4 separate regions of the Homo sapiens genome follow, and all the other regions are linked to region 4. A link is a contact called in ENCODE Hi-C data. All regions are on one chromosome and are shown on one strand. The core of a region is the stretch at or near the end of the contact, and the rest is flanking DNA. Distances in the headings are between cores, read along the strand shown.

Region 1 (7,305 bases), core at 1,826-4,325, 7.7 Mb after region 4:
ATATGGGGTTTTGCCGTATTGGCCAGGCTGCTCTCAAACTCCTGACCTCATGATCCACCTGCCTCGGCCTCCCAAAGTGCTCACACCTGTAATCCCAGCACTTTGGGAGGCTGAGGCAAGTGGATCACTTGAAAGGCCAGGAGTTTGAGACCAACGTGGCCAACATGGTAAAAAACCCTGTCTCTACTAAAAATTAAAAAAATTACCTGGGTGTGGTGGTACACGCCTGTAATTCTAGCTACTCTCAAGGCTGAGGCAGAAGAATCGCTTGAACCCGGGAGGTGGAGGTTGCAGTGAGCCGAGATTCTGCCACCTCACTCCAGACTGAGCGACAGAGTGAGACTCCATCTCAAAAAAAAAAAAAAATGCTACTGATGTTATTTTGATTATCAGTGGAATTTGATTTGAGGACTACTGAACTGCAGAAATCAAGAGTGGAGGAAAAAAAAATTGATCTCATTTTTCCCTAAACTATGCATGTGAGATTAGCCATCATTAATTATAACTTTTTTTTTTTTTTGAGACAGTTTCGCTCTTGTTGCTCAGGCTGGAGTGCAATGGCGTGATCTCGGCTCACTGCAACCTCCGCCACCCGAGTTCAAGCGATTCTTCTGCCTCAGCCTCCCGAGTAGCTGGGATTACAGGCGCCTGCCACTATGCCCGGCTAATGTTTTTGTATTTTTAGTAGAGACGGGGTTTCACCATGTTGGCCAGGCTGGTCTCAAACTCCTGACCTCAGGAGATCCACCTGCCTCAGCCTCCCAAAGTGTTGGGATTACAGGCATGAGCACCGCGCCTGGCCAATTATGACTTTTAAAAGGAAAATATGTCCATTAATTTGAGAGCATGGACCAACGCAGTAGTGACATCAACTACTTCACTCACTTTCAGTCTCTTACCCTTGGCAGCCTCCTCCAATTGTTCATGGTGTTTTGGAACAGAGTGGTTGGTACCTAATGTGACAGTGGTCACTTAATTTTCAGTAGGTAGATGGCCTTGGGGCCCAAATTTCAGTGACTTGTTCAAAGGGAGGAAGCAAAGGAACTGAATGAGGAACTGACTTGGGCTCAGGAGTATGCATGTAGGCCTCCGTGAAAACATCTGAATGAACACAGAGTCCACTGTGGTCAAGAAATATAAAAATACTTAATGTGCTTGTGCCTCAAGCTTCTGCCATCAGGGACAGGTTTATTTGCTTTTATTTGTCTACTCTTAAGATCTATGCTTTGTTTTGCTTAGAGAATCAAGTTTAGCATTAATAAACACTAGTGTGTAAACTACATTTTCAGATGGGGCAGAAATGACCAGTTCCTTTGGTTTCATATCATCATATAAACATTTTTTTATTTTTTGAGACAGGGCCTCACTCTGTCACCCAGGCTGGAGTGCAGTGGCTGCTCTTATTTGTGGTTATGACTGTAAAATATAGGTAAATATAGGTAAGATCACTCAAATGCCTCAGGGTTATGAGTGCTTGGGGGAGAATGGGGTCAATGAGGTCCAAAACCATGACCTAGAAGTCATCTTGTCCTAAGTATTTTACCACTTGTAAGACAGCCAAGCTGTACATGAGGCGGGGGATCCTACTGGGAGATAAAGCATAATCAGAGCAGAAGTCTAGTATATGAGGCTCTTCTTCGATAGCAGAAGGAAGCTACCCTTTTATGTCCTCAAAAGGTCCCAGAGTGCTGTATTTCCTCGAGGAAGAAGGAGTATCAGATCATTACTACAATGGTTGAACTAGTTTACAGTCCCACCAACAGTGTAAACGTGTTCCTACTTCTCCACATCCTCTCCACCACCTGTTGTTTCCTGACTTTTTAATGATCGCCATTCTAACTGGTGTGAGATGGTATCTCATTGTGGTTTTGATTTGCATTTCTCTGATGGCCAGTGCTGATGAGCATTTTTTCATGTGTTTGTTGGCTGCATAAATGAACACTTGGACACAGGAAGGGGAACATCACACACCTGGGCATGTTGTGGGGTAGGGGGAGGGGGGAGGGATAGCATTAGGAGATATACTTAATGTAAATGACGAGTTAATGGGTGCAGCATACCAACATGGCACATGTATACATATGTAACAAACCTGCACGTTGTGCACATGTACCCTAGAACTTAAAGTATATTAAAAAAAAAAAAAAGAAGATCATTACTACAGAAGAGATCTTCCACCCTGTGGCAGAACTTCCTTTTATCCCATTCACGGATCTGGTTGCCCACGAAGCAGGCCTGCCATGAAAACATCTGAATGAGCATGCAGAGTCCATTATGGTCAAGAAATGGAAAAATACTTAGTTGTCATGTACATTAATTATTTTTCTTAAACCTTGGGGTAATAGTCCGGGGGCAGGCCTGCTTTTGGGGCCTGTGTTAACCCCACTGTGCTCCAAGCACAGAGAAACACGGTGCAGCCCACAATTCCTTCTGGTTTCTTGAACAAGTGTCTTCTCAGGACTCCTCTCAGTTCCTGAATTTCACAAAACTGCTACCGACGTTTTACCAGTTAGAAAAATGTCCAAAATAGGATAACCCAGAATTGGGGATGGTGGAGGGTGAGGAAAGTATGCTTTGCCAAGAGACCGACATCATGTACAGTGAGAGTAAAAGGAACGGGCTGTTTTACTGGCGAGTAGAAGTTGTTGACTAATGTCAAAGCAAGGAAAAGATTCAAGGATCCGCTATATCCGTGCTTATACTTGGCAAATCGCATTTCTCTGGTTCAGGGCACAATAAATTCCATCACTCCACAGGAAAGACTGCCCTACTAGAGTCAACTGCGGTTGTGGGCACTTTCGCTGACAAGCGAAAAGCCTTGAGGTAGGTGGATGCTCCCAGGAAACTCAGACGTCCGAAGTTCACGAGGAGTTGGGTCGTGAGAGGGGCCAGACCTCGATCCGCGGGGCGACAGCTGCAGTGTCGCGTCGCGAGCAGGAGCTTGGCGGCGTAGAGCGCCAGGGTGCCAACTTCGCTTCCAGGCCTGTGGGTTCCGCCCGGCGCGTGCTGCTGTCAGTCAACGCCCTCGGCCCGCCCCCGCCGAAGCTCCACCAATCGTAGCCGGGGGTCGGAGGTGAGGAGACGTCGCCGGGTGAGGAAGCGGGGGGCTAGCGGCCTGGCGCTGCGGCGACCGACCGGGGCGTCAGGATCCCTGGCCCCCGGAGAGCGAAGGGCGGGCGGGTCCCGGAGGTGAGTGCTGGATGTGGTCTGTGTGCGGACGTCGGGAGGGGCCGCTGCGGGCGGAGCGACCCATTGCCCGGCTCTGCCAGCGCGCTCCTAGACTGCGAAGCCCCTCCCTCCGCGCGCATCTGCTCCCGAGTCCCCAGCCCCGTGCTGATAGGTGCAGCCCCTGGAGTCGTGGCTGTGGGCATAGGTGCCAGGGAGGGGAGGCCCGGGTCGAAGGCATAGGCAGAATTGGAGCCCTGGGTTGCCAAAGCGTCGCAGCTAAGAAGCCGGAGCCCAGGCTAGTACCGGCGGGGCGGGGCGGGGCGGGGCCGGGAGCGAGCATCTCCATCCTCAGTTTCCTCCACTTGCGGCAACGCCACAGCTCGGTACAGTTCGGACCTCCACGCCGCAGCGAAAGACTTCTGTCCTCCAGGCACCTTCACTAACCCGGTGCGGAGCACTTGGCGACGCCTCCCTGCCCATCTCATATCTCTCGGCTCATCGCTGCTCTGGGCACCAGCTGCCTCTTGGCTGGCGCTGCTGTCACACGGTGGACTGTTCTGGCCTTACTGAGCTGCCGTTTGGGGACATCAGATTCAGGTCGTATGGGGAGAAACGAGTGTAACTTTACAAGGTGTGATATGGAGACCCTGGCCTGTTGCCCATTTCTGCCTGATCAAAGGCCACTAGGGTGGTAATAAGAGGGGTTCCGAGGCAGGATTTATGCAGCATTTGTGCAAAATTGTAAATTTTCTTTGCTTTTCATTATTTACATTAAAGGGGGATTGTTGCCACATTTCCTAAAGATAAAGAATCACACTGCTTTGGTGGGCCTCCCCGCTCCTCACTGTGGTTAATTATCATTTGGAACATCAGGATATATTTGAAACTGGCAGGACTCCCAGACCCTGATAATTGTTTGGAGGCAGCAGTATACTATTTCTCCGTAGTGTTTGGGTTCTGCTTTTCTTTGAATTTGTTTAGTATTTTTTTTTCCATGTCTGTTATCCTCACAATCTCTTTGGGGCCAATAGAGTGCTGTTATTTGTTACTGAGAAAGGAAACGAAGGGATAAATCACTGAAGTGGGGTTAGCCTTCCCCATTGCCTGGGAATTGGGTTGTCCTGACCTGACAATTTAAGTTACAATTCAAACATCATTTTGGAAAGGCCATCCTTTTACCAACTGAAACGAATAACAGTCCCTGGCCACTCTATACTAGTGGTTCTCCCACTTGGCTGTATGTTGTAATCATCTAGGGACCTTTTTAAAAAAAGCTACTTCTTGGGCCTATTCCTACAGATTCTGATTTAATTGTTTGAGTGGGGCCCAGTTGTTTGTATTTTAAAAAGCTTCCACGATGATTATTAATGTTCATGCAGGGTTGAGGACCACAACCTATCAATGTGTTCAATATTTAAAAAATAGCACTTAGTACAGTGTGACTTATATAACTGATTTTATTACTTCTCCACTTGCTATGTAACCTCCATGAATACATGGGGCCCTGCTTTGGAAGAAGGGCAAGGGAAGGTCCAGATGAGTCAGCACTTTGTGCATGTGAGGCTGCGGGACACGAAGGAGAAATGGAATCTGTGGAAACAAGTCCTGCAGACTACTGCCCCTGCTTCATCTTTTTTCAAGGATTGACCCTATTTGGTTAACCCATCATTGTTAGGGTCCTGGATGGGTCTCCAGTTCTTCATTCTGTAGATCCTGCCCTGTTTCAAGGTCTTACTCAGCATCCTATGAAATACAGCTACTCTTTGCAAAGTTTGAAATATATGCATTTAAGTGTAGATATTTTCCATGTAAATCTGTGCTTTTGTCTCTTACTATTGTTCTGAACTATATATTCTGAACTAAAGTTCCAGACACTTGCTGTGACTAGTACAGTTACATTTATTTGGCCAACAGGTCAGAGTAGTTAGGATAGGGACTGCCTCAGAAACTGGACAGTTTCTATGCAGTTGTCCTATAATATATTATCTTTGTGGAATGGTTGCCTGAGAACATTAGCTCCCCAGAGGATAGGGTTGCTGTCTGATTTTCTTTGTTTAATATTGAACTCAGGAATTTCATTTGTGTTACTGACAATTGTAATTCCAAATGATGTAAGTGACTGCTTTGTAATTCTCTTGTGAGATGGGGGTAGGAACCCTAATGGCAGTCTGGGGTTGTTGTCACAGGCCATAAAGAAGTTAGATTGGCCACTATGAGTCTTGGATATGGAAGTAGGCTTAATAAAAATTTGGCAGAACACTTCCAACAAATACTGGGTTCCACATGTAAGGCAGAGCATGCATTTAACTTTTTGCTTGTTCTTTGCACATATTATAAAAATAAAGCATGAGTAAGTGGTGGTCTGACATTTGAAAACAGGATCACTCAAGTTTAGATTCCTTGAATAATAACTTTTAGATCTGTACAGATACCCCTTTTTTCTGTAGGGGAAAACAAGATCATTGGATCATTGAACTAAATAATTATAATAGTTTTTAAGAAAAATAACATTTGGAGCTTTTATCTTTGGTTTATATTTTTTCACTTATATCGCTGTTTATAAAGTTTTGACCTTCAGCCAAGGTCTGAGAGTGATTTACCATGTTGAAGTTCATGTATTTAAATAGACTATTTAAATTACTGTTTTTTATTAGTAAGGAAAAGGAAACGTTCCTATGCCCACTCCTCCCACTATATCATGTATAACTCTCTTGCCTGTAAAATTGTACTCTTAATTTCTAATGTTTTTCTTTACTTCATTTTCAGTATCTTTAACCTTTATATCATATGCATATTTTTGTTTCAGCAAGAAGAATTGTATAGAAATGTAAAAAACATTTATGTGTGCTTCACATGTGGCATGAAAAAAATGAGGACCTCTGGTCAAAATTGCCTGAGTTCAGAATTTCATGCTGGAAGGAAAGTTAGACGTAACTTCTAATTTCTAGTTCCAGTAAGCATCTCTTCTTGGAAAATTTCCAAAAAAGGTAAATTACATTGAATTATATATTTTTATTTTTTTGGTTAATCTGAGGAACTTTTTTCTATAATCATTCCCTGCCAACACTGTTGTTCTTACTTGATTTTAAGGCTCCTTGCAAATAGCATTCCTGTTATAATGCGTAGGTTTTATGTTTATAGGAAAATACCAAAAACCTGTTACAGTTTTTTTTTTACACTACAATTACCTCATGCCGTGAAATAGTTTTCTTCTTTTACTTAAAAATCTTTCAGTTTAAGTTGAATTGATTTCACAGATGTGATTTAATGCTTTGTTTCTGCTATGTCTCATCTTTAATTTTTACTTTTAGAAATTGGTTTTATTCTTTATTTTATTTCATTTTTTTTTGAGACAGAGTCCTGCTCTGTTGCCCAGGCTGGAGTACATTGGTGTGATGATCATGGTTCACTGCAGCCTCGACCTCCCAGGCTCAAGCAATTCTCCTACCTCAGCCTCCTGAGTAACTGGGACTATAGGTGCGTACTACCATGCCCAGCTAATTAAAAAAAAATTTTTTGTGTGTGTGGAGTTGGGGGTCTCACTATCTTGCCTCAGCTAGTCTCAAACTCCTGGTCTCAAGCAAACCTCCTGTTTTGGCCTCCCAAAGTGTTGGGATTATTGGCGTGAGCCACCATGCCTGGCCCAGCTTTATTCTTTGTATTTGTGATTTTTATTTCCTGGTGAAAAATTAGGACATACAGATAAAGGAGAAAACAAAAACTGCCAAGAGGTGACAACTATTAAAATTTTAATATATATCTTTTCTTTTTTTTTTGAGACGGAGTCTCGCTCTGTCACCCAGGCTGGAGTGCAGTGGCGTGATCTCCGCTCACTGCAAGCTCCGCCTCCCAGGTTCACGCTGTTCTCCTGCCTCAGCCTCCCGAGTAGCTGGGACTACAGGCACCCGCCACCACGCCCAGCTAATTTGTTGTATTTTTAGTAGAGACAAGGTTTCACCATGTTAGCCAGGATGGTCCCGATCTCCTGACCTTGTGATCCGCCTGCCTCGGCCTCCCAAAGTGCTGGGATTACAGGCGTGAGCCACTGCACCTGGCCTGGTATATATCTTTTCAAAGAGAGGTCTGTCTAGTGTGCCTCACGCAACATCTATTTAGGTGTACAAATGGGTCTCTCAA
Region 2 (7,543 bases), core at 4,979-7,478, 6.8 Mb before region 4:
AATAAATTCATGGTTATACATTTTAGATATTCTTATATCTAAAAATTATTTTTAAAATTGTTTCAGTTTTTCATCTGATCTTAGGCATGTTTGAGCTTCTGAACTACTTCTTGTATATAGGAGAAACAAATTTAAGTGAAGGTATTTTTTTAATGGGGATATATTTTAAAATATAATAAACTATAGCCCAATTATTGACAATATTTCTAAACAAAATTTCTACTCAGAAATTCAATCATTTATGTAATTTTGTTAGTGACTCCAAGTTGTATAGCTATCTATGGCATCTTGTAATTTAATTCTTGTTGTAGACTTTTTAATTTCTTTGGACTTTTAACTTCTTTGGAACAGATTCATGTATAGATCATTCATAGATTCCTCAGAGTGAGGAATCTCTCTAGCACTACACATTTCATATAGTAGTTGCTCTATAAGGATTTGTTAGATGACTAAATTAAAAAATGCATAGAAGACCATATAAATGTAGCTTGAAATGGTGATTATAAAAAGGCCACCTTATTTGTATGGAAAACGTAATGCCATTGTTTTAGTAAATTATTCATACTTAGTAATAAACATCCAGCCAGCACCTCTCTTAATTCCTATTCATTTAAAACATAAAGTGGGATAGCTATTACAGTTTTATTTTATTTTATTGAAGAACCAAATCCATTACTCCCATACTTACGTTTATTTCTATTTTGTATGGGAGTAGCTCTGCACTCCACAGTCCTTATTGAATTGAAGAGCAAATATATACATATGCTGTGTTGTGCCAGGGGGCACAAATTCTGCTTTGATTTACTCATGTGAAACTCCTATTAACACTGTGAGGAATTCAGGGCAAAGTTTAGTTTATTTTTCAAGAAGGATCATGTTGTTACATATTCCAAATAACACATGAAGTCTTTTAGACTTTAAAACCAATGATGTGCAGCCATACACATTTCGGGTACTCATTTAGCTTTCCATTGACTAAGTCTCTGAATAGTCTCACCCATTCTTTATGGCACATAGTTTTAAAAGCAAGATTTGACAAAGAGGGAAATGTGCTGAGTTCCTGGAGCTATTAAAGTATAAATGTAAAAATTATGAAAAAATTCCAAATTTAAGGCTTACATACTGAAACATGAAAATAATGTTCCATGCGTTATTTGGTAAGAAATATACAAAAATTATACATGTGTTTAATTTGTTGATTGTTGTCATTTAGTCAGCTAGAATAAGTGCTGCCTACTTGCTCTGAATTTGGATAAGTTGAGAGAAGGGAATGAAGACAGAAAGGGAAGATATAGCAGAATTTCCTTCTAGTTAACCCTCTCCTGAAACCAGACCTTCCTCCGTGAGTAAGTGTGGAAAGTAACAATCTTAGACAGGTCAACACTCTTTTCACTGTCCTGCCCCTGAGCAAATACAACCTACCTGGATACCATCTCAAGAAAACTGACAAACAGCTTACATTGCTGGTTATAGGGTCTGAACACTCAAAGAGTCTGTCTTCACATATTCTGGCTGAACACCTTACTAACTATAAAATTTGGGGAAACCATTTTATTTCTGTATTGATTGCTTACCTCTTATTATGGGCTGAATGTTTGTGTCCCCCCAAAATTTAAATGTTGAAACATAATTCATATTGTGCTAGTACTAAGAGGTGGAGCTTTTGGAGGTGTTTAGATAATGAAGGCTCCACTCTTATCAATAGAATTACTGCCCTTACAAAAGAGGTATGAGGAAGCTTATTGATACGGTTTGGCTGTGTCCCCACCCAAATCTTATCTTGAATTATAGTTCCCATAATTCCCACGTTGTGAGAGGGAGCTGGTGGGAGGTAATTGAATAATGGGGGCAGGTCTTTCCCCTGCTGTTCTCATGATAGTGAATAAGTCTCACAAGATCTGATGGTTTTATAAAGGGAATTTCCCCTGCACACGTGCTCTTGCATGCCACCATGTAAGATGTGACTTTGCTCCTCCTTGCTTTTGGTCATGATCGTGAGGCCTCCCCAGCCATGTGGAACTGTGAGTTCTCTCTTCTTTATAAATTACCCAGTCTCAGTTATGTCTTTATTCGCAGCATGAAAATGAACTAATACACTTATTCATTCCTCTAGCCATGTGAGGACACACAGAAGGTGATATCTATGAAAAACAGTCCCTCACCAGATGTGGGACCAGCTAGAACCTTTATTTTGGACTTCCCAACCTCCAGAACTGTGAACAATAAATCTGTTTATAAATTACCCACTCTAAGGTATTTTGCTATAACAGCCTGAATAGATGAAGTCACTTATAAGAAATGAGATATTTTAGACTTGAAAAATGATGATTCTCTCTGTGCTAAGCTTCTACATATCTCTAAAAAATTTTTCAATGTTATATAGGTTAATGTTTTATTCTTAATTTTGTTTATGATAATCATGTAGCATCATGATAGTCACTGTAGCATTATTAAATATAAAGCAGAATACAGTGTAGTTAGTGAAATAGCAAAACAGCTTAAAGTATGCTCAAATTTGAATCCATGTGAAACATGAAACAAATGAGTTGATGTTTTCGCTAAATCCTTACATACATACAGAATTATTTATTGACTTTTAGGTTCTCTAGATCTCTACTGTTGTTCATGGAGATAGATAATGTTAGCTGCTTTTCATATATAAAGAGACTTGAAGTTAAATGTGTCAAATCAACAAAAATGTACCAAATGTATATATATATACTTGTCATTTGGCGTTAAAACATTGAAACATGGATAATATGAAAATACGATTGCATATTAAGTTTCTATTAAATATATTTACATTCTAGTAGGAAAATTATTGAAGGGCCTGACAAGAGATTCTCTCTGAACCCAAGGAGTTTAAAATTGAAGCTGAGGAGAAAAGACAAACAGAAACAAATCTGCACCGAATCCTTCCAGTACCAATGTTAGATACATATTTCTATAACAAGTCAATTCCTACACAAATAACAGATTTAAGAACAAGAAAACCATTATCTTATTATTTATTTGTTTATTTTACTTTAAGTTCTGGGATACATGTACAGAACGTGCACGTTGGTTACATAGGTCTTCATGTGCCATGGTGGTTTGCTGCACCCATCAACCCATCATCTAGGTTTTAAGCCCCACATGCATTAGGTATTTGTCCTAATGCTCTCCCTCCCCTTTCCCCCCACCCCCTGACAGGCCCTGGCATGTGATGTTCCCCTCCCTGTGTCCATGTGTTCTCACTGCTCAACCCCCACTTATGAGTGAGAATATGCAGTGTTTGGTTTTCTGTTCCTGTGTTAGTTTGCTGAGAATAAAACCATTTTTTTATTAAGGAGAAAGAAATGGGCTAATTTGGGGAGGTGGTGGCTGTTAAGGTGAAGGTAACCAAGATCAGCATCAGAAAGCCTAAATCTTCAATTTGTGTTTTCTGTACTACAGAGAAGAGAATTTCAGCATGAAGATTACTTGAGAAAGCATAAAAAGGTAAAACAGCTGGAAACAACAATACAGATAATACAAAAATGATTATTATGTGATATGGTGTGAATGTACCCCCCAAAAATTCATATGTTGAAACTTAATCACTAATGTGATAGTTTTTAGAGGTGGGAACTTTAGGATGTGATTAAGTCATGAGGGTGGAGCCCTCATGAATGAGATTAGTTCCTTTATAAAACAGGTGTGAGGGAGCTGCCTACCGCCCTTTTACCCTTCTGTCCTTCTTGCCATGTGAGGATACAGCATCTCTTTCTTCTTGAGGATGCAACAGCAAGGTACCATCATGGAAGCAGAAAGCAGCTCTCACCAGAAACAAAACCTCTGGGTTCCTTGATCTTGGACTCCCCAGCCTCCACAAATGTGAGAAATAAATTTCTACTGTTTATAAATTACCCAGTCTGTGGTATTTTGTTGTAGCTGCACAGAGGGGCTAAGACATTACGTGCCAAGCACTACTTTGAATGTTTAACATATTAACTCATTTAATCCTTGCAACAGCTATTAGGTTGGTGCAAAAGTAACTGTGGTTTTCGCCAATTACTTTTGTACCAACCTAATATATGAAAGGTGGGCTAATGTTATCTCTATCACATATGTGATGAAAGAAACACGGAGAGCTTCAGTGAACTGGCCTAGGTCTTAAAACTTAAAAGTCACAGAATTGGTCACAGAACTGGGCAGTCTGTGTCCAGAATCAGCACTCTCCAATGTTATGCTATCTTTCTTCAAAAGCTGAACAAGGAGAAGAATGCACCCATTCAAATTATAACCCGAGGTACCCAAAGATGAAAAAATGGCAAATATTTCAGTTTCAGAGGAGGAAACTATGTTATGAAATACTCCAGAAAACAACATATATTTAAGTGTATCATGCCCTTTAAATAAGGAGCGATATAATAATACAAAATGTGTACAGGAGAAATGTGGCCACCAACTAATCAGAATGGACTCTAGCTAGACTGGTGCAATCAGCTGAATATCAGCCTTCTTCAAACTATGGGAGAACAAGCTATTAGAGTACTGAGTTTAAATAGTAAATATTTCTATTTTGTCTTTATTGTAATGAACAAGCCCTGTCTTTAGCTCCTGCTGTGCACTTTTGGAGGGTCTTCCATATGGTTGCTCCTAAGTATTTTGGCATTTTCCCAACTGTTACAATTGGGTCAGTGGGGGGGATTGTATAGGAGTAATAAAACAAGGGTGACTGCAGCAGGGAGGAGTACGATTACTACACACATAACAGCTTATTGCCTCTCATGCGTTCAAGCACAGCTCTATGCCATTCATTACAACAGACAGCCAGGGCAAACTGCCATAGAGCTCACTCCAGAAAAGGCCCGGTCTTGAGTGCAGAGACTAAATCTTCTCACTTACATGTCTTCCTAATGTTTCCTTACTTCATCTTCCCATATCGAGAATAACTTGAGGAGAAGCAAAACAATTATATCTTGCATATTACTACGTCATTCTTAAGAAAGTTTTCTTGAACAGACTCTCAGCTAACTTTTAGCAGCAGCAGCAGCATTATCAGTGGCTATGAGGGCTTGGATATCTCAGGAGGGGAAAAATGGGAAAGGCTGGCCTGATTATCATAAATAATAATCCTTGAGACATGATTCATAAATCCAGAAGTGGCTAATAATATTGACATTATTGTTATAGTGTCAATATTATTAGCCACTTCTGGATTTCTTCCATATCAGAGATAATATTTATGAAAAAAAAAATGCTACCATTATTTTTATCCTGTGGAAGGCAGTGTTGCTTTAAACAGTAGAGACTATATACAGGTACGCACGCATAGGTTGTATTTTCCATTTTATACATGCAAGGATTCTTTAAATAATTCATTACATTTTTTCTTTAACATGATATGCAGTTTTTCACAAAAAGCCCAAATAAACGGCTGTGAGGAATTCTAATAGGATCACCGTATAGCCATGACACTTTATGATTCATGATTTACAAGAAATTAAGAAATAGAGCTGGAGACATTTAGACCAGCCTACAAATTTGTGTGTGTGTGTGTGTGTGTGTGTGTGTGTGTGTGTTTTAATGTTTCCAGGCAAGAACCTTAAACAAAAAGTGTAGCATTAAAAAACTTCCCTTCGTCCTCGAGACCCCCCCAACTCTAGACACTGGATCCCCGGAGACCCACGCTGGGTCGTCGGAGTCTGGAGCCGGGGGCGGCAGGTGAGCGGCTAGGGTCCTGCAGGGGTCTGCGCGGTGCGGGGGAGGTCGCCGAGTCAGTCAGTGCCGAAAGGACCGCGAACTCCAGGGGCCAACAATCACCGGGTACGGAACTCAACGTTTCCGCCAGTTCCTGGATTACTCGAGTAAAAACAAACAAACAACAACAACAACAACAACAAAAATACTAACAGCAATGGGACCGTAATAAATCAACTCGGAGTGGGTACAGGCGGTTCCGGGACAACCCACACTTAGTCTAGGAGCCCGGAGATCCCTCATCCAGCTTTCCCCGGGGCAAGGGGTGAAGCGCTAAGCAAGGCTGATCACTGTCCTCAATCATCACCCAACCCGCGCACAGAAGCCGTGGCCCCACGCTCTCCTATCCCCGCCAGCTCCAGACTCGCCCCGCTGCCAACTCCCGGTGCAGGAGGAACTGGCAGCCGCAGACGTGAGGAAAGCGGCCGCGGCTTCAAACTCCGTAGTGCGCAGGCGCCACACAACGCGCAGGCGCCGCCTAGAAGTGACTTCTCCAAAAAGTGTGTTAGTTCCCGGTCACCTGAGCTCCGGGTGACGCGGCTGCGGTAGCTGCGGATACAAGCCTTCCGCGGGTCCTGCCTGGCGACCCCGACCTCCTCCTGCTGTCTCTCCGCTCCGCCACCCCGAACCCGCCAAGGTCCTGTCCTTTTCCTCCTGTCCTTTGCCAGCGTTGGGCCGGACCGGGCCGAGCCGGGCCGCCCGGGCGCAGTCTTTAACCATGGCGTCCCTCTTCAAGAAGAAAACCGTGGATGGTGAGTTCCAGGCCGGGCTGAAGGGGCCCAGCTCTGCGTTTTCTCGGCGTCTTTCGAGGCCTGCTGGCCGCGATTCTGCCTACTGTCCCTGGAGGCGGGGCTGGATCAAGTGGTCCCACAGGTGACCGCCCTCGCGGCACCACTTCTCTGCCTCCCTCTTGCTTCTGACTCACCTCACCTTAGGCTCACCTAGGCAGTCTGGTTGCTTCCCTATCCTCACGATTCCCCCACCCTCGGGTTTTCCTCAGCAGGATCCTGAGCGTTTCGAGGAGGCTAGCTGGCCCTTGAGTGTCAATAAACTTGGAAATCTGATGGATTTCTTGTTGGTTTCCTCTGCTTCGATTGTTGCTCTTCAGTTGGGCGATATACTACTTGTAGGCATCCATACAGGAAACTGGCAGTCTCGGAATGGGGAGGGAGGGGATAACAGGCTCCAGTTAGGAAATGAAGTTGGGTCTGGGTCAGTTGCTTCTTTAAGAACACCCCATCAGTAAAGAGATGTGAAACAAATGCTTTTTTGATTAACCCCAGTAGAAAAATAAACCCAAGGGAAGTGCCCAGATTTAGTTTTCATAATGGATTTTTCTCCCTTATGATTATTTTTTGCCAACTAAAGAAAGAGATGGGGTATATATTGTCTTCATAGAAGTTTAACATGTAAAGATAATTGTGTTGTTTCCCGCATTTAGCTTAATATCATCTTAAGCGGGGAAAAAAGTGAATGTAAAGGAATGTACAAGTTTTATGGTGCTCATATGCGATGCCTATAATGTGTTTATATAACACTTGATGTTTTCATTGATTGCTACCAGGAATTAAATTCATTCAAGTTATTTAAAAATTGTGTTCCCCATTATATGTTTAGTCTAGGTTGTTGCTGGTTCAACCAAAGAATCACTTCTTTGTAAGGGTCTAATTCTGCCACAAAAGGAGCAGTGGTAGCTAGACAGTGATTGGTACAAATAGGGTGCTCAGTCCAGACCTGGACGTAACTCCTTCATTCCTTTGTGTTGACTATTCCAATGCCAGCAAAATTATTTTGGGGAGGATAACAAAGAAGTCATCTC
Region 3 (7,032 bases), core at 1,455-3,954, 6.6 Mb after region 4:
TCCTTCTCTTAAAATCACAGTGTAAGTCTTAACCCTTCTTCAGATGAAACATGGAAAATAACCTGTGTAGTGCAGAATCTCATATCTTTCCTTGCTACAGTCTGGGTCAAAGATATTTCCTTGCACTCCTTCTCCTTCCTTCACATATCCTCAACTTTAATATACTACCATTAAGCAGTATTTTCTTTTCTTTTTTTTCTTAGCAGTTCCTTGGAAGAAATGAGTAGTATTTTCTAGTTCAAGACTATGCTCAGTGTTCATTTAAAACCAAATTCATCTAGATGCAGAAAAGAAGGCCAGTATGTATCTACAGACATAGTAGAAGAGACCCATCTTCTTGTAAGTGAGGTAACTGGTTCAATTCAGGTTATGGCTCTGTCACTAGATATCACCTGTATTTATTGGGAGCTTAAGTACATAGATGTGCATCAGCTTCGACTTGAGAAATCACCAGAACCCCACCTCTCAAGTTCCACAGAAGTAGCTGGGAATAGGCTTTACCATAAAGAAGACTTTACTGATGGCTTCGGGATGAAGCATGAGGGAAATTACAACATAAAGAGCCTCAAGTTGCTTTCGGAGTCCATGAGCTCCATGAGCTCCAGCTTTTCCACAAGGCCAGCTTATGGGTGCCTCTCTTCCTAGCGTACAGATGACCACAGTGTAACAGGGACCAGCTTATTTCTCCTCAGTAGCAGGACTCTTGAGTGCCCCCTCACTGGGGATCCTCAGCAGATACTCTTTTCACCTTATAATAGGCCAAGGTTCACCTCCTTATCTCCTGCCTCAGGATCTGACCTCTTTTTAGTTTAAATATACTACTATAACAGTAGTATAATTCACTTCCTTCAGGGAATATTTTACCTTTGCCATATGGTTGTGGTTTTACCCCATCCCAAACCATCTTAATGACATCATAATACTATTATCTGACAGCAGTGCATCTCCCCAAATCTGTATTATTCAGTTTTAAAAAATAAGCAATGAATAACATTCTTTGGAGAGCAATTAGGAACTGTTTTTCATTTCTTCTGCAGTACTCCACTCCCTTATCCCTGCAAACAATTGCTCAAAGGTCAATACAACTGTTGGAAAATACAAATCAGAAGTGAACAGTGTAAACTTACATTATTTCACTCTCAAACAGAAGTTTCAGAGACTTATAACTGAAAAAGATCACACTACTTATGGTTGTAAAAGAACGTAGCTTCTCACCCTGAAACACCAGAATTTACTCCAGGTCCTTTAGGAGTATCTGGTGTTAAAGCAAACTAAATATGGCCTGAGAAGGACTCCATACATCTATACTTGAATCCTTGTGGATGAACTGTAACCTAGCTTAACAGACAAGATTGAAAACCTAACTTAGAAGTATGCGTCTCTTACAATAAGCGAGTCTTGGCCAATTCCAGCCGCCACACTTCAATCACTCATAGACTGCTAAGTGTTCAAATAAGGCCAACGCCAACCTGTAACCAATCCAGCTGTTTCTGTACTTCACTGCCAATTTCTGTACCTCATTTCCCTTTTTTTGTCTATAAATCTTCCACCACGTGGCTCTGCTGGAGTCTCTTAATCTGCTGTGATTCTGGGGGCTGCCCAATTCGTGAAATCGTTCACTGCTCAATTAAACTCCTTTAAATTTAATTCAGCTTAAGTTTTTCTTTTATAACTGGTAAACAACTGGAGACCAGGTAGGGTCTAAATGCTTTATTTATCAGCTTAGTCTCCACCTTAGAAGTGACAAACATTCTCCGTTTGGCCAAACTTCGGGCTCCTGGGCCTTCTCCTAGGACCATCTGTGCATCTTCTTGTAAAACTCAGTTTCAGCAAAGAACCTTGTTAAGGCAGTGTAGTGAGAATCCCTCACCCTTGATGGGGTTCCTCATCCTCCACCACCCCCAGGTGATGTCTGCTATCCTGGCCTATCTTCGTCTAGAATCCTGTTGTGTTGGTTTAGCCAGAATCTCCCTTGCCCCTGATATTTCCTCTTAGTAATTTTCCATCCACTGACCGACTTCCACCCCTTGGCTATAAATTCCTACTTACTCATACTGTATTTCTATTTGAACAGGTAAGGGAGAAGGGAAGAGTACGTAGGACACACTCAAATGCCTTATCCTCTAAAAATCACTCAGGAATCTTTAGCCTTAATTTCCCAGCTTTTGTCCTTTACACAGTTACAGATTTTCCTTGCTCATAAACGCTGTAGGTCTTCCCTGCTTAATTGGAAACTCCTTGCTCACAAAATGATTCACCCCCATTCCTAGAACCGGGCTTGGCAAAGCATAGGCTCCCAATAATGAATGAATGGATTTATAGAAGAAAAGGTTTTTTCTTTTTCAGCTGTTACTACAATGGTCAACAATAACGACAAAAACCACTTAAAGTTGGACAGACGTCTACTGCAACCAACTCTCAAAAAGTTTAGAACAGCGCACTACGCCCCGCCCATTGGCGAGAAACGGAAATACCCGCTTTCGAGAAAACCGGAAGTGCGTGGTCACGCCCCGCGCATGCGTGCATCGGGGCAGCTCACGCTTCCTAAATCCCGTCATCCAGTGAGAAAGCAGGGACTCTTCGGCCTAGGCAGCCGGGACCCAGCCAGCCCTGCGCCTCGCGCCGTCGCGCATGCGTCCTGGGTATGTCCACGCGCAATAAGGAGGGGCGAAAGGACATTTTTTTTTTTCTTGCTCCCGCCTCTGTTCTTCCCCCACCTGCCACGTACAGAGCCCAAGTTCTCGCTAGGCTTGTTGGGTCAGCGCGATTGGCCGGGGCCCGCGCGAGCCTGCGAGCGAGGTGCGGCGGTCGCGAAGGGCAACCGAGGGGGCCGTGACCACCGCCTCCCCGCGACGCCCCAGTCCAGTGGCCTCGCGTCCGCCCATTCAGCGGAGACCTGCGGAGAGGCGGCGGCCGCGGCCTCCGCAAGCCGGTATGGCCACTGGAGACGGGGGTTGCGGGCGCTCTGTCCGAGGAGGCCGGGAGACTAGGAGGCGCTGGGAGGGCCTCGTTCGAACCGCGCGGCAGCTGGGGTCGGAGGCACTGTGGGAAGGGGCTGGAGGGAGGAGGGGGTGGGAGGGAGGAGGGGGTGGGAGGGAGGACGAGGCCGGGGGGGAGGGCGGGCGGGGCCTTGCATGGGGGGAGGGGAAGGGAGGTCGCGGAGGGGGAGGGGAGAGAGGCAACCCCTGGCTGCGGTGGCCAGGAGGCGCGCCTGGGGGGCTCCGGGAGGGGAGTGCGCCAGCTAATGCCTTGGTGCAGCCTGCCTCCAAGCGTTTGGATTGAGAGGAGAGGGGCTTTGGGAGGTTTGGGGCGGCCGGCGCCCAATACCCGAAGGAGCTCGGAAGGGTGTGGAGTGGCGCCTACGGGAATAAGTTGATTGGGGTCATAGAATCGGAGCCTAGTTCCTTGGCTAAGTCAGCGCTTAATCAAGCGCCGGCTGGAGGCCCAGCCTGGTTTATAGTGATGATTCTAGCTAACTTTAAGAGTTTGCTTTGCTGGACACTACAGTAAGTATTTTGGATGCACTGTCTCATTTAATCATCACAAGGATTCCTCCAAATTCAGATATGGTTGTTTTCATTTCGAATGTGATGAAAGTGAGCCTTGGAGGACTTAAGATCACATAGCTAGTAGTGAGAATCTTTACCGTCTTGCTGCACTGCCTTTGAGGCAGGGTTTGAGGCCTCTTGGCATTCTTTAGAATAATTACAGGTTGACTTGGCTTAGTATTTCTTGAAGGAAACTGCTCCCCTCAGGAGGTGCTTAAGCCACAGCCTCTGAAATTGAGCAGGGTCTTACCCTTAGAGGTAGTAGAACCAGAAGTTTGTCCGCCGAACCTAGAACCTGGTTCAGGAGGCAGGCTTTTTATATGACCTTGGGCGTGTCAGATTATTCCCAGTGCTGAGAAAAGTGTACCTGGTAGAGGGTTATATTATACAAGTTAGAAGCCGAGTCATTTCTGGACTTCAGAGGGGGCGGGGCAAGGACAAGATGGGAGAAGAGCTTGTCGTAGGGCTCCTACTGGCAGTTCTAGGAACTAGTTAATACCAGTCTCTACTTTGGAAGAGAAAATGAGTACCAGAATTCTGTATGTGAAGTAATGTTGGGTTGGGATTTCCCCTTGAAGGGAAAGTTTTGTTGCACACTTACTTTTGAGATACTTTTGTGTTTACTCTGGGGAGATGACTGCAAGAGCAAACGACAGCTTTAGGAAAGAAGCACTGGTTCCTGGCCACAAGATGTTTACAGTCAATAGGAAACACAAAAAGTGAATTTGCAGGTAAACACGGCAGATAGAAAGTATACGTGACTCAATTTTTTTTTTTTTTTGAGACGGAGTCTGGCTCTGTCGCCCAGGCTGTAGTGCAGTGGCGTGATCCCCCAGCTCACTGCAACCTCCGCCTCCCGGGTTCAAGCGATTCTCCTGCCTCAGTCTCCTGAGTATCTGGGATTACAGGCGTGCGCCACGACAACTGGCTCATTTTTGTATTTTTAGTAGAGACAGGGTTTCACCCTGTTGATCGGTCTGGTCTTGGACTCCTGACCTCGTGATCTGCCCGCCTCGGCCTCCCAAAGTGCTGGGATTACAGGTGTGAGCCACCGTGCCCGGCCCTCAAATTTTAAATCCATTGAAATTGGGCAACAAACCCGTACCCCAGTCAGAAGGACATACCATCAATTATCTTCAAAGCTGGAATTTTTTTCTTAATTAGGAGTGTGTCTGATGGAAGTCACTTCTAGCTACATAAAGAAGGTACAGTGTGAGGGGTCGGATGTAAAAACTGATCTATATTACAGCTTTCTTCTCCCATAATTAAAAAATTTAAACAAAGTCTTTAAATTCTATATGTCAGGCACTTTTCTAGGTGCTGCTGGGAATAGATAGTACCAGCTCACTGAAGCTAAGCACTGGTTCCTTTTACATTATTGCTGGTTTACACTTCTTGTAGGAAGGAGAAGGTAACAAATACATTGATTTATTGAAAGGTCTTTATTACTCTTAGGCTGCCAGAGCAAGCAAGATGGAATATTTACCATCTTGGTGAAGTAATTATACTTTAGAGTTGGCACATAGTAGGTATTTAATAAGTAGTTCCTGAATACCGAAAGCATTGCAGAAGGCATTGCAGAAGGCGAAGAGTTGGTTGTGTGGAGATTTCTGTTAATCACTGTCTTCACGAGAAGTCCATTGTGAGAACTGGCAGATAAAAAGCTAACTGTATTCTTATTTTGCATTAAGATAAGCATGGCATCCCTAGAGTGGAATGCAGTTCACTCTGTTCTGCATTGACCTTAGAGTGTTATATTTAGTTTTAATGACCCATTTCATTGAAGATTTATTAATAAAATATCTGTTGAGAGCATGGTGAGGGGTCTAGAGATATTAATTTAAGGACTAGTTAGATGGAAGGACCTAGCGTATTTATATGAAGAATAGTAGGGCATTAATATATAATATTCATATAATAGGATTCATGAAAACTTTTTTGAAGTACTTGAAGGGTTGATATGTTGGGGGAGTAGGTGAGTGCTTTCACATACCCCGAAAGAATAAAGAATAATTGCAGAGAAGTGTGGTGTTAATGAAATAACAGATTTAAGAGGAGGAAGCAGAAAGCTGCTAGTAGTAAGGCGGGAAGTTGAAACTAGAATGTGGCCAGTAGTAGTTTGTAGGATACCTTGAAAAGTCTCAAGAGATCATTTTCTTGGGGCAGGAGGAGGAAGGAGTTATGCTTGGAAAATGTTCAGCGATTATAGATAACATTCAGGAACATCTTGGCCTTGAGAAGAAGAGATATTAATCCATTATTTTTCCCTTTATTTAATAGCTGTTGAATGACTGTTGTCTGCTAGGCACTGTTGTAGACTCTGGGAATATGGAAAACATAATCGTTTACTTCCTACCATCAAGTGGAAAAGACAATAAAATGTTATAAATTTTTAATGTCTGGTAGTGTTAAGTGCTTTGAAGAAAAATAAAGCAGGATAAGAAGATAATGCCAGGGGAGCCATTTTAAATTAGATGGTTAGGAAAGATCTCTCTCAGTTAACACTTGATAAGGAATCTGAATCATATGAGGGGTATCAGAAAGGGTCAAGACAAAGGGAAAACTTGAAGTATGGGAATAGCAGGGGTGAGTGAAGAAGAGAGGTAGGAAATGAAGTTAAATACTTGGCCAGGGACTGGAGGCCAGATGATTTTATAGGTCTTGCTTTTTGGGATGAGAATGCATTGGAAGGTTTTGAACAGAATGATACTAGGTTTTACTTAACAGTGTTAACTCTGGTGTTCTGAGACTAGATTAAAAGTGGGCAAAGGTAAAAAGCAGGCAGACTGGTTAGGAGTCTTTTCCAGTCATTTAGGCAAGTGATGATGGTGGCTTGAATCAAGTTGATAGCAGTGAAGGTGCTGAAGTGGTTGGACCCCAGAGTTATTTTAAAGGCAGTGGCAACCATATTTTCTTGGCAGTTTGGATGTAAGGTTTGAGAGAGAGAGATCAACCAAGATTTTTTTGTCTTATACAACTCGAAGGAAGATAAAGAAGCCTCTAGGAGAGGCAGGTTTTAGGTGGAAGATCAGGAATTTATTTTTAGATATATTAAGAAAAATCTAAATGGTCATGTCAGATGAACAGTTAAATATGAGAAAAAATAATAGTAGACGTAAAATAAAAGCTTATTTTATTATCCCTACAGTAAAATAATGTTGCCTCCAGACCATTTTAACATAAATATGGTAACATGGGGATAATGAATCTTTTGGAGGCTAGAGTTTCTTAGCATCTAATAGTAGCTTTGCTCTCAACTTTTACGGTATGTTTTGTTGTTTAATTATCAAAACCACTTTTATCAGTCTTTCTCTAGAGTTGTATATATAGAACATCCTGGAGTCCACCATGAACGGACAGTTGGATCTAAGTGGGAAGCTAATCATCAAAGCTCAACTTGGGGAGGATATTCGGCGAATTCCTATTCATAATGAAGATATTACTTATGATGAATTAGTGCTAATGATGCAACGAGTTTTCAGAG
Region 4 (6,941 bases), core at 4,376-6,875:
CTAGAGGTACGTCCTTATTAAGCTGCTTGGTTCTTTAACGCTAACATTAAAAAAAGCACAAAAAACAAACTAATGTGATTTATGTTATTTGTGTCAGCTCAATGTCTTATGTCTGCAGTGGTTTAATTCAAGTTTGCTGCTAACAGTTTTTATTCCTAAAACTCAATGTAGAATTGTTTGTTCTTTGGTAGCTATTTGGGGTGCGGATGGGGAGTAAAATCCATTAACATTCTCATGATACACATATATTGATTCTAGATAGATTAAGAGGTTAAACATAAAAGATCAAACTATGAAAAGGTAAGGGGAGAAACAGAAGTGGCTTCACTCGGGGAAAAAATGTATAAGCCTGAAAGCAGTGGAATCAATAAACTCAATTTACAATGCACAAAAAAAATTTTAAAATACCTTCACACTTAAAGTCAAATGGTTATAAGAAAAATTGAGAAAGTGTTTTAACATCTGACATGGTTATCTCAAATATAAATAAAATGATACTAAGACACCTATAGATAAGTGGACATGAGCGGTAATCTAAAAAAGAAATAACTAATAAGATTTGAAAACCTACCCAAACTAAGGGCATAATTAACTAGGCATTATAAGGAGATTATTAGAGATTCAGACAAAATTCATAAGCAAAGTTGTTTATTTAAAATCAGAAAATATAAAGATGCTGAGTCCCAAAAATGTGATAAAATTAATATGACCTCTTTCCAAGTATAACACATTGCCTTTCTCTAACAGAAATAAACTATGATTCTTATTACAGTCTTAAAATTCTTTTTTTAATGAATGAGTGTAACTTTTTATTAAGATAGAATTATTTTTATTAAAGAAATATATGAAAATGGTTAAGTAAAATCAAATGGCTCCAAAAGTCTTACAATGAAAACAGTCCTGCGACTTGTTCTTTCCAGAGGAAAGCACTTTTCATTCTCTTAGTTTTTCCTTCTGGTAGTTACCTCCATGGGTTTTAAAAAATTACTATTTTTTTAGTTTTTCAAGTGAATACATATATTAATACATGTAATCTTTAAAAGCCTCTTCAGTTTATAATGCATCCTAACAGTCCCCTGCCCCATCCCTCCTAATTCTCTGGAGCAATGACTTCTAACTCTTCTAGCAATGTTCCATTCTTTTCTTCACATAACTACTTAGTCATTTCTTGATTATGTTATACATTATATAGTGATTTCTTGATATGACAGATGAGGATTTAGCTCTTACACCATCACTATCTTCACTTTTCCCCCCATATTGTCCCAAAGTAGTTACCAGATTTAGGGGCTAAGCAGTCAGTCACCACATCATTATGACTATGTACATATTGCCCATTGTTGAGAAAAACAGCGTATGATGCTCTTACTTCCTATCCTGTACTTCTTCCTGCCCTAGAATTAATTATTGCCTAACCAACCCTTCCCCCTTGTTTTTTTTTGTTTTTTTTTTTTTTTACTTTTGCTTTATCTTCAATGCACTTCTTTCCAAATGCCCCAAATCTGGCAATAACCTATTATTTTTAAGAGAAGGGATCTCACTATGGTGGCCAGGCTGCTCTGAACTCTTGGGCTCAAGCCATCCTTTTGCTTAGCCTCCTGAGTAGCTGGGACTACAAGCATGGGCCATCCCACCCAGCTAATCTATTAGTATTTTTACTGTTTCTTTTTAAAGCTAGCTCCATAGCTGGAATATTGCCTGTGTTGGATACTATTTGCTGGATCCACGTCATTCTCTGGTTTGTGTACGCCTTCATTTTGCTGGAGTATTTTCTCCGATAGCTTCCCAAGAAAGGGTACATGTAACCCCTGAGTCTTTGCTTGTCTAAAAATGTATTATTTTACCTTCACCCTTGATTCTTTGCCTGAATATAGATTTATCAGTTGAAAATAACTTTATAGAATTCTGAAGGCATGGTTCCGTTGTTTTCAGATTCTTTTTTGAGACAGGGTCTCTTCTGTCACCCAGGCAGGAGTGCAGTGGCAAAATCACGACTCACTGCAGCCTTGAACTCATGGGCTCAATTGAATCCTCCATCTCAGCCCCGTGAGTAGACGAGACTACAGGTGTGTGCCACAATGCCCAGCCAATTTTTGTATCTTCTGTAGAGACAGGGCTCCACCATGTTGCCCAAGCTGGTCTCAGGTGATCCACCCACCTCAGCCCCCCAAAGTGCTGGGACCACAGGCGTGAGCCACCACTCCTGGCCAGTTTTTAATTCTCTCTCTACTTCTTTCATTTCTCAAAGGCATCTCAAACTCAGTGGGCCCAAAACCAAAGTCAAACTCCATCAGAATATCCTGCTACTTCCAACTTTAAAATATATCTTAAATCACAATTTCTTACCACATGCAATCCTTTGGTTCAAACTACCATCATCCCTCACTTGAACCTAGAATTGGTTTTCCTGCTTCTGTACTTTTTTAAATTATAAAATATTTCAAATAAACCATGTGTGGCTTTATACTTTTTACTAAAAGAATGAAGATCTGCCAAGTGCAGTGGCTGATGCCTGTAATCCCAGCACCCCTGAAGGCCGAGGCAGGAGGATCACCTGAGGTCAGGAGTTCGAGACTAGCCTGACCAACATGGAATGTCCCCACCAAAAATACAAAATTAGCCTGGCGTGGTGGCACGCGCCTGTAGTCCCAGCCACCCAGGAGCCTGAGGCAGGAGAATTGCTTGAACCTGGGAAGGCTGAAGTTGCCGTGAGCCAAGGTTGTTCCATTGCACTCCGCCTGGGCAACAAGAGTGAAATTCTGTCTTAAAAAGAAAAAAAAAAAAAAGTATGAAGAGTTTACATACTTAAACATGGAATTGCTTTAAGTGTTTGGCATTCACCGTTCCCGTACATTACAGCAGCTTCTTTCAGCAAACACCTGGAACTTGCTATTGAGTAGGTGGAGTACGTTCTGCCCACACACAGGACAGGGAGCTGACAACCAAGGAGTGGGGGTTAAATACTCTAGCTTTCTCCCCTCCGTTTCCCTGTATCTCAGCAGTATGGAGCTCGTTACCATTGAGAACCTCCTCACTGATTTTGAACTGGTTTTTACCTTCTCAGTTCCATTTCTCCATACTTCGATTGATGACTTCTGGTATGACCTAGCAAATAAACTGCTTTCACTTAAATTTCAGTCTTGGAATCTGCTTTGGGTTCCCCAATCTAAGACAGAAATATATTCATTTTCCCATCACTGGACTTCCAGGTTGTTTTCAGTTTTTCACTGTTACAAAAAAGGCTGCAACATTTGTCTACAAACCTCTGGATATACATGTACGAAGCTTTTGGTATTTCCTACTAGTGAAACTGCTCAGCTGAAGGGTATGTGCATCTTCATCTTTAATAAATACTACCAACATTAGAAAAGCCTGACAATGTCAAGGAGTGGCAAGAGTGCCACATGTGATGGGTGTGGAATGGCAGCTCACTGTAGCAGGTGCTGGGGACTCAGTCGGGGTCTTGGAGAGACAGTTATAGCAAGAATGTTTCATAAATGGTATCTGATATAGCCAAGATTAGTGAGGAATAAAAACACGTTGCTTAGAAATAATTATCCATAGATCTGAAGTCAACAAAAGTCCCTTTTCTAATGTAAAAATGCATACTTTTCTCAGAGGGAGGGGGAACAACTTAAACCAGAAAACACCTTCATATTAATCATCCTTCTCACATACTTCAAATTTGTACTTGATGTGTTTCCCCTCCTGGACATCAGAGAGAACACCTGGGTATTCAGGCAGAAGTTTATATTTCTCCAAGTCAATTTCTGAAAAAAACGTGTCACTTTCAAAGTCCTGCATGATCCTTGTCACAAATAGTTTAAGATGGCCTAGGTGATTCATGGCTTCCTTATAAACAGAACTGCCACCAACTATCCAAATCATGTCTACTTTATTTGCTAATTCTGGTCGTTCAGTAAGTTTTAAGGCATCATCCAAACTTCTGGCAAGAAAATGAGCTCCTTGTGGAGGTTCCTTGAGTTCTCTGCTGAGAACTAAATTAATTCTATCCTTTAAAGGTCGATTCTTCTCAGGAATGGAGAACCAGGTCTTCCTACCCATAATCACCAGATTCTGTTTACCCTCTACTGAAGAAGTTGTGGTCATTCTCTGGAAATACCTGAATTCATTCCTGAGCGGCGGCCTGGGCAGGTCCCCGTTCTTGCCGATGCCCATGTTTTGGGACACAGCGACGATGCAGTTTAGCAAAAGAAACATGACAGCAGCGGTTAACACCTCCGAACTTGCTGGCTACGCCAGGAAGCCAGGCCAAGAATGCCGCGAAATTCCCTTCTTCAAATTTTTTTACGTGCCTACATTGCAAATACAATACCACTGTATTAATTAATTGCAACATTCTGGAATGAACATAGAAAAATAAATTATATAAAATATATTTATAAAGTATAAATTTATAAAATATTTATAAAATATAAATTTATAAAATTATAAAAAATACAGAGGCTGAAAGGTTAGACCGACTTTTCCACAAACATTAAACAGACGGCATCCAAGAGATGGCATCATTTCATTCCTGATTATCATAGTCTTTTGTACCAAATCTAAATTCTAATAAGATGCATTTTTTAGGTGACTTGGAAACTTGTTTAAATAAATAAATATATTAAGCTTCAAATCAGATTAGAAGGAAAGACATGTTTTTACATGAATATAAGACTTGTACCTATAGCATGTACGTATATTGATATGAGCATCAAGGAACAACTCAAAATGATGATTATTAACTATCAGGGACCATATCAAACCGGTTTTTTCTAATTGCTGATTGCTGCTACAAATGATAGTTACTGAAGCATGACACCAAAAGAGCAAATAAACTTCTATTCGTGTCAAAATAGGTGTAATAAACATCTTCCTTGGAGAACCATTAAACATTGCTCCCTTGTAAAGGTGAATTGGGGAGGCTAGAGTGGAGGGTCCTTTTGGTCTTCACGCATTTGGTATCAACGCGACAAAAATCACAATGATCACAATAGTGAAAATAATAGCAGCTAACATTTGGGCATTTACTGTTTCCTAATCACTGTTGTAACCGCTTTACATGCCTACTTCAGTTTAACACTCTCCATTAAAAGGAGAGATTATCCCCATGGGCCAGGTCTGGGGAAAAGCATGACTTAATTTCTTTTTCATTATATTCCACCCTTTTATCCTTGGGTACTGAATGTCTAGGTTAACAGGGGTCACTAGATTTGGTAGATTAAGTCAGTAACTAGCTTCGCTTTGAGAATATTTTAAATCAGTCATCATACAACATAACCCCAAAACTCATTCCTTTATTGAGCCCCATGCATATACACACTGTTCAGCACAATATGCGACTTTTTATTTATTTTTGAGACAAAGCCTCGCTCTGTCGCCCACGCTGCAGTGCAGTGGCGCGATCACGGGTCACTGCAACCTCAAACTTCTGCCCAAGCGATCCTCCCACCTCAGCATCCGCAGAAGCAGGGGCCGCACAGGCGCGCAGATGTGTGACTTTCTAAGGTCCGGCCGCCCAAAGCTACGCCGACCAATCCAAGTAGCGAAAGTCGCTTTGGCCCTGGCCCGTTACCTCCGCGTCCTGGGAAGTATCAGCCTTTACCAGCTACCGGAAGTAACTGCGCACGAAATCTCCCGCGGGAGCTAAGCCTCTTCGACAAGAATTCTATAGCGCGAGCAAATCAGTATCTCGCGAGAAATTGAAGAGGAAACGTGAGAATGAAAGTGGATGCCCGCGAATCCCGGAAGTCAGACTGTTTTTTTCAGTTCCCTGGAGGCTTTTTGATACTGATTCGCGTACACCTGTTGTTTGAAAGCTCTCAGCGGGACAATGCTGACCCAGGTGAGACCTGGGGCCCGGCTGGGTACCTCTATCTGAATGAGACGCTTCTGGACGCGGCCGAGGTGGCGAGGGAGGGTGCTGGGATGGGGGAACATCACCTTTGTTCGTCCCCTCGCGAGATCAGCGTTTCTTTGGCTTTACTGTCAAGCCCTGAAATAATGCTGAGTGCTGTAATGCTGAGTCCCTTCCGTCCAGCTCGCAGACTTCTAGTACCCACTCCCTCCAGCTCTTGGAGGGCTGAGATTTGTTTTCTGTGTCACAGCGGTATCCCGGGAGCTTAGAACAGTGTCTGTTACATAGTAGGCATTGAATACACGTTTCTTGGATGAATAAATGAAACAATTGCAAGGAAGTTCACGATGAAATTGGAGTGACTTTTCTCCCTAAATTAACTTTTCACTTTAAAATAACGTTGCAAAGATAGTACAGAGTTCTCAAATACCTTTCACCAATTTTTCTTGATGTCAGCATCCCCGGTGACTTTTTAGTTTTGTTTAGATACAAGTTCTTGCTCTGTCACCCAATCTGGAATGCAGCTGCTCCATCATAGCTCACTGTAACCTTGAACTCCTGGGTTCAAGCGATCCTCCAGCCTCAGCCTCCCTAGTAGCTAGGACTACAGGAGCAGGCCACTACGCCTGGCTAATTTTTTTTTTTTTTTTACTTTTTGTAGAGACACGTCCTTGATATGTTTTCCAGTCTGGTCTTGAACTGGGAAATGATCCTCTCGCCTCGTCCCTGCAAAGCATGAGCCAGCTGGAGTACAGTGGCGCGATCTCGGCTCACTGCAACCTCCACCTCCTGAGTTCAAGCGATTCTCCCACCTCAGCCCCCTGAGTAGGTGGGGTTACAGGCGCCCACCACTACTCTCGGCTAATTTTTGTATTTTTAGTAGAGACGGGTTTCCCGTGTTGGCCAACCTGGTCTTGAACTCCAGACCTCATGTGATCCTCCCGCCTCTGCCTCCCACAGTGCTGGGATTACAGGTGTGAGCCACCTGCCTAGCCCCTACAGTGACTTTTTAAAATTAATTTTGTTCCTTTTGACAGTTTCTTCAGCCCCAGTAGATTCTGTTTTAACCTTTGCTTCACAT

What was found. A loop is a pair of places that touch in the nucleus more often than their neighbours do. Pooled maps may share reads with other maps.
Region 1: a pooled map shows a loop between it and region 4 (3-fold over the local background). The contact joins the promoter of NXPE3 here to the promoter of DHFR2 in region 4. A Hi-C loop is called at or near these places in 2 of 50 pooled maps.
Region 2: a pooled map shows a loop between it and region 4 (9-fold over the local background). The contact joins the promoter of CHMP2B here to the promoter of DHFR2 in region 4. A Hi-C loop is called at or near these places in 3 of 50 pooled maps.
Region 3: a pooled map shows a loop between it and region 4 (23-fold over the local background). The contact joins the promoter of TFG here to the promoter of DHFR2 in region 4. A Hi-C loop is called at or near these places in 7 of 50 pooled maps.

What each region holds. Positions count from the first base shown.
Region 1 is chr3:101,776,136-101,783,440 of GRCh38, forward strand. It overlaps NXPE3 (neurexophilin and PC-esterase domain family member 3), which reads left to right and starts at 3,076. Exons shown (of 8, transcript NM_145037.4): 1 at 3,076-3,189; 2 at 5,975-6,155; 3 at 6,525-6,645. RefSeq lists enhancers at 2,890-3,184, 3,749-3,798 and a silencer at 2,989-3,338.
Region 2 is chr3:87,221,081-87,228,623 of GRCh38, forward strand. It overlaps CHMP2B (charged multivesicular body protein 2B), which reads left to right and starts at 6,229. Exons shown (of 6, transcript NM_014043.4): 1 at 6,229-6,476. The coding sequence starts at 6,443. MIR4795 (microRNA 4795) reads right to left here and starts at 5,197; the gene lies at 5,109-5,197. RefSeq lists enhancers at 5,681-5,820, 5,931-5,990, 6,081-6,130, 6,181-6,250, 6,321-6,440.
Region 3 is chr3:100,706,790-100,713,821 of GRCh38, forward strand. TFG (trafficking from ER to golgi regulator) reads left to right here and starts at 2,705. Exons shown (of 8, transcript NM_006070.6): 1 at 2,705-2,932; 2 at 6,854-7,032. The coding sequence starts at 6,897. RefSeq lists enhancers at 2,273-3,164, 3,165-4,055 and a silencer at 2,802-3,031.
Region 4 is chr3:94,057,291-94,064,231 of GRCh38, forward strand. It overlaps DHFR2 (dihydrofolate reductase 2), which reads right to left and starts at 5,626. Exons shown (of 2, transcript NM_176815.5): 1 at 5,456-5,626; 2 at 632-4,316. The coding sequence starts at 4,221. The coding sequence ends at 3,658. It overlaps NSUN3 (NOP2/Sun RNA methyltransferase 3), which reads left to right and starts at 5,771. Exons shown (of 6, transcript NM_022072.5): 1 at 5,771-5,848. The coding sequence starts at 5,837. RefSeq lists an enhancer at 5,665-5,904.